2 separate regions of the Mus musculus genome follow, and region 2 is linked to region 1. A link is a loop called in an ENCODE intact Hi-C map of the cell type or tissue named here. Cell type or tissue: left cerebral cortex. All regions are shown on one strand.

Region 1 (5,000 bases):
ACACAAACACTAAAATAAAATCTTTTTACAATATGATACATTGTGAGTTTAAGATATATGTGGAAACTCAGTTGCTTTTGTTGTTTCTAGAGTGAAGTCTTTCCTAGGGTGGACCATTTTCTCTCAGCATGTTCCAGGTGGTATTTCCCACTCCCCCTGGTGACTTATCCTGAGGAAGCTGTCTCACTGTGGGTCTGTCACCCACCTCTCTCTTTTTCTCTTGTCAATCATGTTACTTTTCTGAGAGGAGAGGGATGGTTTGTACTATTCCTGCTTAACTTTGGCTGCAAACTTGACTTGGTCTAGAGTCATCAGAGAAAACTTAATTGATGAATGCCCAGAGTGGCCTGTGGTCATGTCTGTGAGGGATTGCTTTGATTGTTGATTATGTAAGAAGAGCAGGTCCACCGTGGACAGCGCCCCGCCAAGCCCTAGGCAGGCGCTCCTGATCTACATAAGGAAGCTAGCTGAGCGTGGGTTAGAGAATGAGGAAGTCAGCTAGCATTTCCCTCCATTGCCCCTCCCGAAAGTTCTTGCCCCAACTTTGCTCAATTATCAATTATAACTTGTAAGTAGAAGACGTTTATCACAGTAGCAGAATTCAACAAAAACAGTGACTAGAGTCAACTTGACTGGATTAGGAGTCCCCTAGGAGACACAGCTCTAGCCATTTCTATTACAGCATTCTGAGAGAGGTTTAGCTGGGGAGAGGTGACCCACCTTTGATGCAGGAGACACCAGCACATGGGATCGAAATCTCTGATGAAATAAGGCAGCTCACTACCAGCGTGCATCTCTTTCTGGCTTCCTGATTGTAGAAGGTGGGCCAACTTTCTCACTTCTGCCCTGCCCTCCTCCTCTGGATGGACTGGACTCTCTCTTAAACCATCATGCTAAACAAACCCTCCCATCCTTGGACCGCCCTCTGGTCAGATATTTGACACGGCAGGGAGACAAGTATCTAGTTCAAGGAGGTTTCCTCATTTCACTGCCGTAGCAGGAGTTCCTCTTTCATTTTGCCGGCATGCCTGCCTGTAGAATATTCCTATTAAAAGTCTTTCTCAGAAACGTTGTTATTTTCTACCCTTACTTGGTAATAGATTCTTATTTTTGGATGCCACATGTCCATGCTCTTAGCAGAAAATCCCAGCTCATAAAAGCTGTCAGTCTTCCCAAAATTGGTCGGCAGATGCAACGATCTCTAATCCAAATTCTAATAAGAATTCTGTGGATCCTGACAAATTGATTCTAAGATTTCTGCAGAAGTGTGAAAGAACAAGAATAACAGGGGAGATGAAGAAGAGAAGAGAAGATGTGTCCTGACGGCGTCGAAGGCTGTCCAAAGGGGAGCTGTGAGGAAGGCAGCCCAACATTACTACAGACGTTGATGAGTTTGTCCACTGCAAAGGTATACAGAAATCCTAGTGAGAGCCACACCTGCAGAGAATGCGGCCAGGCCAGAGGATGGGCCATGTGTCAGCTAATCTTGGTTATCTATTTGACTTACTTGGGGAGAGGGAACCTTAGGTAAAGAACTGACTCAAATAAGATTGGCCTGTGGGCACACTTGCGGAGCACATTTTAATTGCTATTGTTGCATAAGAAAGCTAGCTGATCATGAGGCTGGGAGCAAGCCAGCAAATGGTGTTCCTCCATGGCTTCTGCTTCACTTCCTGCCTCCAGGTTCCTGCCTTGAGTTCTCACCTTGGCTTTCCTCCGAGATGAACTGTAACCTATAAGCCAGACAAACCCACTCTTCACGGAGCTTTGGGGCAGTGTTTTATCGCAGCAATGGAAATAGACCTAGAACAGTAAGGGGAGGTTTCCCATGAATGGAACCCACACAATTGGTTGGTTTGATGAATCTATGAAACACAGACCCCGGATCAAGTGTTAGACCCTAGCTGGTAGAGCCACTATGAGACGTGCTAGAAAATTTGGGAGATGGGAACTTGACGGGGAAAGCTGGTCACTAGGGATATGATTTTGAAGCTTGAATCCAGCCCTTGGTCTCTCCCCCACCCTGACTCAGCTTCTTGTCCACCATGAGGTGGAAAACCTCTTCTACCCCATGCACTGGCTGCCATGATGTTCTGCCCAAGCTCCTGGGATCAAGCAACCAGGACTGAATCCTCACAAACCACAGGCAAAGCTGCCCTTCTGCCTGCAAGTTGTGTTCTCGGTTATTTTGGTCACAGCTCCTTCTAAGTAACTGACACAGTTACTCTCATTTTACAAAATAAAATGAGAGACCTACCTATGTTAAAACCCAGACTAGTTCCAAATGCATTGCAAGTTTTTTTTTTTTTTTAAAAACCAAAGCTTAAGATGATTTAAAACTAAACAAGGATACTGTGCTCTGAGATAAGGGAAAGGGTCTTAAAATAGAATTCTTCCATCCAGTGTTTTCAAAAAGGTTGATCACTTTAGTGGCTTTGCAACCAAAACTTCCGCTCTTGAAAATGCACGATAAAGGGAGCAAAAGACAGAAAGAAAATGTTTTCAGTTTATGTAACTGAAAGCATGAAATTTGGATTTGTAGAATCTGTGAAGTCCTTTACATCTATACAATAAGATAAAATAAGATAAAAATAGAAATGAATTAATCATGAAAGAGGAGTGGACATGGACCACCCTGTCCCCAAAGTGGGCAGAGACACCTAGACAGCCAGTGCAGATGGTAACTATCCACTGTAGAATCCACTGAAATACCAATTAGGACGGGGGTTGGGGGGCTGACCTCTCACCCTACAACATCAGCAGCGGCTGCTTAACGAGCTGATGATGCTGGAAATCTGATCAGCCACTTTGGTCTTAATTTTTAAAGGAAATCTTGTCTGTGCATCTTAGTCTGCGTGTATGCACATGAGTTCGGGTACCCACGAAAGCTAACAAAAAGAATCCAGTTCTGTACAGTTGGCGCCACAGGTGGTTGTGAACCACCTCATGGTGCTGGGAACGGAACCTGGGTCCTCTGCAAGGACAAAACGTGATCTTAGCCACGGAACTCTCTCACTGGTTCCATGCAGAGCCATTTCAAAAATCATTGTCCTTTAAGGCTGAATGCGTTCACAGTAAACATCTTCCCAGCGTACACGCGAGTAAATGCGTGAGCATACACCTCAAAGATGCTCAGCCCAGGCTCCCAAGGAGTGAGGTAGCTCAGAGTTTTGTTTAGTTTTTTTGTTAAGTCTCATCAAAGCTGGTGGATGAAAAATATGCCATATACTCACACAATGGAATATTATACACCATTAAACACCAACAGACAACATCCACAGGACGGCACGCATGAACTGAGAAACACCATGGTATGAGGAAAGGAGTTCCAAGACGTGTTGGAGAGATGAACGAGCCTCAGATGCTCGCAACGCGAGGACTTCGGAAGAGGAGTCCCGGCAGCTTGTGCAGGAAGCTGGTGGTGGCTGTTGTTTGTTTTTGTCTTTTGTAATTAAAGCCACGTGAAACTAAGCTGTGTACTGGTTAGGTACCGTGTGTGGAATGAGCCTGTTCTCCTTCCAGTCATAAAATAGTCTGTGAGACACGTGCGTTGCCAAACAGCCCTCTCATGCTCTTCTGTGTGTCTGTTTCTAAGACACCATGAGTGGATTTTTCTGCATCACTTTGTTGCCTATTGTTACCATCTGCTTTCTATTAAAAACTGACCAAATACAGCATGAGGAAGAACAGTTGTTCCCTAAGGGAAGTCAAGGATAGAAACCTGAGGCAGGAACCCGGAGGTGGGAACCTGAAGCCAAGACCACAGAGGAATGGAGACAGGAACCTGAAGTAGAGACCACGGAGGAATCCTGCTTACTGATTTCCTCATCTATGCATCTGTTCAGCTAGCTTCCTGATACACCCAGGACTGCCTGCCAGAGGGGGCACCACCCACGGTGGGCCAGGCCTCCCCACATCAATTCTAAATCAAGAAAATGTCCCACAGGCTTGCTTGTAAGCCACTCTGAGGGAGGCAATAGCTCAACCGAGGTTCTGCCTTCACACTCATGTCAAGTTTGCAGGCAAGATTCTCCATCATACCTAGTAAGGATAAATATTGGGGGTGGGGGGAAACACAAGAGCCAAAGAAAGAAAATAAAAGCTTTTATTTCATTATACAAACTTGTGTATGCAAGGATATGTGTGGGCGCATGTGACCTATATGCATGCCTTGAAGACCAGAGCTGACACTGGGTGACTTCCTCAATCACTCTCTACCTTATTAATTTCTTTACATTTATTTTTATTATTGAAAATGTGTATAGAGAGGTAGACAGTGTGTGTGCACATGAATGTGCAAATGAGGACCGTGCCCCAGGAAGTCAGAGGAGTGTGTCAGATCCCCTGGAACTGGAGTTCCAGGCAGTTGTGATCATATCTGATGTGGGTGCTGGGAACTGAACTTGGGTCCTTTGGGAGAGCCGTCAGTGCTCTTACCACTAAGCCATCTCTCCAGCACTTCCCTCTGTCTCCATCTCCCAAGTGCTGGGATGTCAACCACATACCACCACTTTGGGATACTGACTCCTGAGGATCCAAACCCAGTCCTTGCACATACATGGCGACTCCTTCGCTCCCTGAGCCCCTTCCTGGTCCCTCTGAGCTCAACTTCCACATGGCCGGCCTCCTCAGATTTCACACGCTGTGCTTGCCTCCTGGCTTGGAATTTTCTGTGGGGCTGCTTCCTGTTTTGATGGACCTCTGTAGTGAGAACTCTGGAACTTTGGTGTCTTAAAGAAAACACACACACACACACACACACACACACACACACACATACACAATATTTTAAGGATATGTTTTCATTTTATTCCCATGCAAGGGGTTATGGGGCTGCTTCAGACTGTCTACAGCAGCTGACTGTGATTTGCCTCATACTCTACAGGGGTGTGATTCTGCCAGCTACAGATAGTTTCTGCCATTGTGTGACATTTGGAATTCTGGGAACTCTTCAGAGGGCATATAAATGCTAGGACCCCAAGCGGAGGGAATGGCGGTGG
Region 2 (5,000 bases), 470 kb before region 1:
TGTGAGACATTTTGCTGGTGGGAGTGTCTGTCATCTTAGATCCCACCTCTGACAGGCTAGACCAACTCCTGCCTGAGCTCAGCAGCAAGCAGCCTCAATTGGAGACAGCTCGGGTGACAGGAAACATTCCAAAAGCCCCCAATACTGAAACTCTCTGAGAAGGTCTGAGAAAGCAAGGTGACTTTTGGGGGAGCCAGTACAAGGCTGGGGAGCGGGGGGGGGGGGGGTGAAGACACCTGTGTGAACACTTTACGGAAACTTATAATGATTTTAATCAGCATTTTTTCCTTCCATTTAAAACCCCAAACTTAGCTACTTAATCAAATGTCATGCTTAAGACACATTTACCTCCTCGGGAGAAAAATGAACAATGGCAGCTCAATTTGGCTTTGGATGGGTTTTAAAAATAGTCAAGTCTGGGAAGGCCATTAGGTAAATGGCCTCAGAGAGCTTCAAGGAGGACCTCCCGCGGGCCTGCGGCTCCTTTGTTGAGAAACTGGAAGAGAGAGGGCTGAGCAGAGCAGCCTGTGGTGGTACTTGGCGGCTCCAGGCCAGGATGTCTGCCAGGCAGAGGAGGAGCTGCCAGAAGCTACAAGAAGACCTGCCCTTTGCACAGAGAGTCCCAGTAAGGGGTCCTGTCTGTGCATACAGAGGCTGTCAGGTGTATGCATGTGTGTGGGAGCATGCAAATGTATGTTTGCTCATCTGCATATGCCTCTGTGTGTGCAACTGTGGGCACATGTGTATGTATGTGCATCTGTGTGTCCTCAAGTGTTTGCTTTCATGTATGGACGTGTGTGTGTGTGTGTGTGTGTGTGTATGTCTCGGCGTATTAGGTGGAGTGGCACATACCCTCCTCGACTACTCCCAGCTAGCTCCGAAGGAGAGAAAAATAAATCAGATAGCTGCGTGATATCCTTGAGTTCTAGGGAACAGGTCACACACAGCGAGATGAAAGTTTTATTGTTTTTCCATCTGTAAAATAATGTTTTTTTTTTTTAATCAAGAGATAAAGAAAAACAAAGAAGTAACACAGAAGGGCTTGCCTTGGGGAGGCTTGGACATGAATTACCCTTGGGGAAGTAGAGTTGTGTGCTGAGGTCCCAGCTTCTCAGAGGTTCAACTTCTAACACGTCCTGATGGGGGCCAAGAGTCTCCTCCCCTGCCTAATGGAGAGGCCCTATGTATGTTACTGTTGTTTTATTTTCCTAGAGACTACTGTCTTTTCTTGTTCCCATCCTTGCATGCAGAAAATGTTACTATCCACTGTCTTCTTGGACAAGCCCCTTCCCGTCAGAATAGTATCCATCAGGCCAAGAAACACGAGCAAGAGAATTTGATCTTGGCTTAGTTAACTCTCACCGGAAGTTGAACATTTTTCTCGAGTCATAACTGTGGGTGGCGGGCTGATGGCTAGGTGGTACCTGTGACATCAAACAGAAGCCAGAGGCATTTTGTAGGCAAATGAAGTTGCAAAAGTCCCAGGGTGCATCTGGCTGTCAGTTATAACCAGGATATGTCAGTTACTTATCTAATGTATCAACAAGAACATACAGTTTTAAAAATTATTTTTATTTTATGTGCATTGGTGTTTGGCCTGTATGTGTCTGTGTGAGGGTGTCAGATCCCATGTGGATGCTGAGAATTGAACCCCGGTCATCTGGAAGAACAGGCAGTGCTCTGAACCTCTGAGCCAACTCACCAGCCCCCAAGAGCATACATTATTAAGTCATACATTGACTTCATTAATCTTTTTCTGGGCGTTTGCTGGGGATTGAACCTGGGGCCTTATCCAGGCTAAACACAGGCTCTTCCTCCAGCTGTATCCCAATCCTGTTAGAGTTATCTTTGAGAATACATTTCAGTAACATCTCAGACTGAACGGGATTTGCCACCTTCCCAAAGGGCAGTGGGTCTCCTAAGCCTGTGAAAAGGTCTGTAGAAGAAAGCAGGTCAGAACCCCCACCTCCAGTCACCTGGCTGCCCAGGCTAAGTCTCCCTAAGGACTCTACAGGCTGCTGGAAGGCCCTCTTTTTGCAGCACCCCAGCTTTTCCCGCTAGGTGGCAGCAGTGCAGGCATCTCCTTCCTGGTTGGCAACTGGGTCCAGCTTGCTCCGTCCGCTAGGACTTCCCTGCCTCCTTACTTTGTAAGATCATCTCCCTCCAACCCCCAGGACCAGGGCTCTGCGGGAAGAGGACCCAGAAGTGACCAGGCATTCAAAGCGCTGAGTCACCTGGGTGTCTCTCTGGACGACAGACTGGCACACAGCTAGTCGCAGCTGCACGTGCGCTGGGCCAACTCATTTAGTCCTAATTAAAACCTCCTGAGGGAAAGCACCGGAAACGGGTCTTGTAAGATGAGAAAGCCAAGAGTCGGAGAGGTTGCGTAATAGACATAGGACCCCAAGACAGTAGCACCCCATACCTAACTTCAGTCTCTTGCAACCATGCTACCTTGCTCCCAGATACTTTCTTTAGGGCCTGAGAGGGAAAACAGAACCATGTTGTCCTGTCCAGCCTGGGTGGGGAGAATCTCTGGCTGCCAAAAACCTTGGACTGGAGGCTCAGGGAAAAGGACCTGCCTGGGTGCACAGTGAATCCCAGGAAGACTGGCTCCTCCCCCCCCCCCAGCAACCCTCCCAGGGAGGCCTCACCCTCTCTCTCCTGAGGGGGGCAACTGCTGGGCTGAAGTCACTTGCTTGCAGCACCCTGGCAAGTCCCCAGTTGCCTCTCTTTACCTTCCCGGCTCTGACTCTAAAGTCCAAGCAGGAAGACCGCAGACTGAAGCTCATTTCTAAGGCCCCTGGCTTTGCATTTCTTCCCCACTATGTGTGGAGCTGAGAGCTGGCTTTTGTTCCTACAGTTCCTCAGGGACTAGGCAGCTAAGGCCTCCGTGGGATCCTCTGCCTTTATGTCACTCCTTTCAGTGAAAGGGGACCACAGAAAGCCTGTCTTTCACTAACCGGACATGCAGACACAACTAACCAGGTAGGCACCAGGGAGTGCTGGGTGGGAGAGTGGGCAAGATGTCTGGGAGTGCCAGGTTCAGAACTCCCTGGCTCTGCGAAGACAGCAGATGCCATAAAACCAAGAAGGAGGGGGAACTGCGCTGGAGACTGAATAACCGGGCAGAAGCATGCTCCAACCAAAGGCTGAAACTTCATCTGCCTGGAGAGAGGCCAGGCCCAGGCAGTGGGGAGACTCCCCAGGAGGACCCTCCCCAGCCTCTCGCATCGCCTGCGCCGTGCAGCTCCGCAGGAGGAAACTTTTCGCACAGCCTCAGCTCCCCAGTCCCATGAGAACCTCCTCTCCCCAAATCAGCCCTCTGCGTTCAATGGGCGTACTTAGAACAGGGTCCGAACCTCTTAACTGCTTCGCATGCCATCTGGTTACCGTGGCAACACCATCCGGCGGCGCCGGGCGGTCCAATCGGAGCCTGCGGCCTCTTTCGAGCCTTTCCCAAGGTGGAGACCCGGACGCGGCCAGGGATGGGGAAGGGGTGGGCCCGGTTCTTCTCTCTGGCGCCGCCCAGGCCACTCAGAGCCCAGGTCGCCAGTCCAGCTCCAGCGAGGTGGGCTGGCAAGCTAAGCCGACCGGCCGGGTTGGGGGCTCCGACTCCAGGTTGAGGGGCGGGGAAGGAGGGTGACGTGAGCCGGGCCCGGCGGGCGGAGTTGGGACCCGTTCGCGGAGGCGGGGGCAAGCGCTTCTGGAGGCAGACGCGCAGAGGGAGGCGGCCGAGCGGCGCGGGCGGCTCTGCGGAGGGCGCGGTGGGCGCGGGCGGCGGGGCCCGGGATCCCCGCGCGCCTCCTCCGCGCGGCGGCGCCGCCGCGCGTCCCCACGCCCCGCGCTCCACGCTTCTTCGCCCCGCGCCTCCCCTGCCCGCCTTCTGGCAGTCTCCGGGCCGCGGCTGTCTGCAGAGCGAGCGCTTAGACGGAGCTCTCCAGCAACTTGATCGGTGTCAGAACCTGGGACAGAGGCCCCTCGACCCGGCGGCGCGTGGAGGCGACCCGCGTGGGCCAGAGGGGCGATCTTCTCAACCCCCGGGCAACACCGATCACAGCCTCGCAGCTCCGGCTGCAGGCTAGATCCTCGCACGGCTTGCGGAGCCGCCCGCTTCGCTACTCGTCGCCCCGGAGGACGAAGCCCCGCTCCTCGGACCCTCGCGGCCGGCGACAGACCCGGAGTGCGCCCGCCTCGCTGCCGCCCGCGCCGTGTGGCCTGCGGTGGGGGCCCCGCGCCCCGAGAGCCGGCGGGAGGATGTGCGTCCCCGCGGGCCGGCCCGCCTGAGCCATGCGCCCCCTCGGCGGCGGCGCGCCGGCCGGCATGGAGCCCCGCGCGGCCGCGCTCTGACTCGCTGTGCGCCCCGCGGCCGGCGGGCGGCGGGCGGCGGGTGGCGGCGGCGGCCCGAAGCCGAAGAGCGGCGCCACGGGACCGGAGCGAGCGGGCGCGGGCGCCGCGCAGATGGCTGGGGCAAGCAAGGTCTGAGGCTGGGTTCCCTGAAACGTGACCATGTGGATCCAACAGCTTTTAGGACTCAGGTGAGCGACCCGGCTGGAGGCAGGGTGCATGGGGGGGTGGTGCGTGGGCGCTAGGCTGGGCTGCTGCTCACTGTTGCAAACCGAGGCACGGCTTCTCGCCTCCCCGAGGCGGCCCGCGTGGTGCACCCGAAGCCACGGAGCGCGGCCGCCTGCTGGTCCCTGAGGCCGGACAGAGAGAGGCAGGGAGCGGCCGTTCTCCTACGCTCCGCGAGTCGAGTGGGGTCGAGGTAGGGGCGCTTGCCCCAGTAACCTGGCAGCGGGGCTGGCCGGCGCGCCCGCTGCCCAGGGCGCCAGCAGCGCAGTGTCCTGGCCGGCGGCCCCGGCGCGGCTCCTCTCCGGAGCCCGGCGCGAGTTGCGGGCCATTGGGCGCGGTGGACTCGGGGGCCGGGGCTGACGCTGGATCTGCCAGGGAGAGCCACCGGCCCTCCCAGTTCTCGAGCAGCTTTGCCGTGGAGTTGGAGA

Evidence for each region. A loop is a pair of places that touch in the nucleus more often than their neighbours do. Peaks named below come from ENCODE experiments on the same cell type or tissue, not always from the same donor. Only the 100,000 strongest peaks of a DNase experiment are listed, where the experiment ranks them.
Region 2: it touches region 1 in a loop (2.0-fold over the local background); 3 of 42 quality-filtered maps call a loop at or near these places.

The regions. Positions count from the first base shown.
Region 1 is chr4:153,007,147-153,012,146 of GRCm38, reverse strand. No RefSeq gene overlaps it. Among named protein-coding and RNA genes, the nearest start is that of Gm30911, 150 kb to the right of the region's middle. In left cerebral cortex, no CTCF peak of the experiment used is centred here; DNase peaks (open chromatin) are centred at 1,140 and 2,143.
Region 2 is chr4:153,481,667-153,486,666 of GRCm38, reverse strand. Ajap1 (adherens junction associated protein 1) reads left to right here and starts at 3,837. Exons shown (of 6, transcript NM_001099299.1): 1 at 3,837-4,538. The coding sequence starts at 4,510. In left cerebral cortex, a CTCF peak has its summit at 2,066 (motif pointing right); DNase peaks (open chromatin) are centred at 2,072, 3,416, 3,888 and 4,662; H3K4me3 peaks cover 1,753 bases; H3K27ac peaks cover 1,935 bases.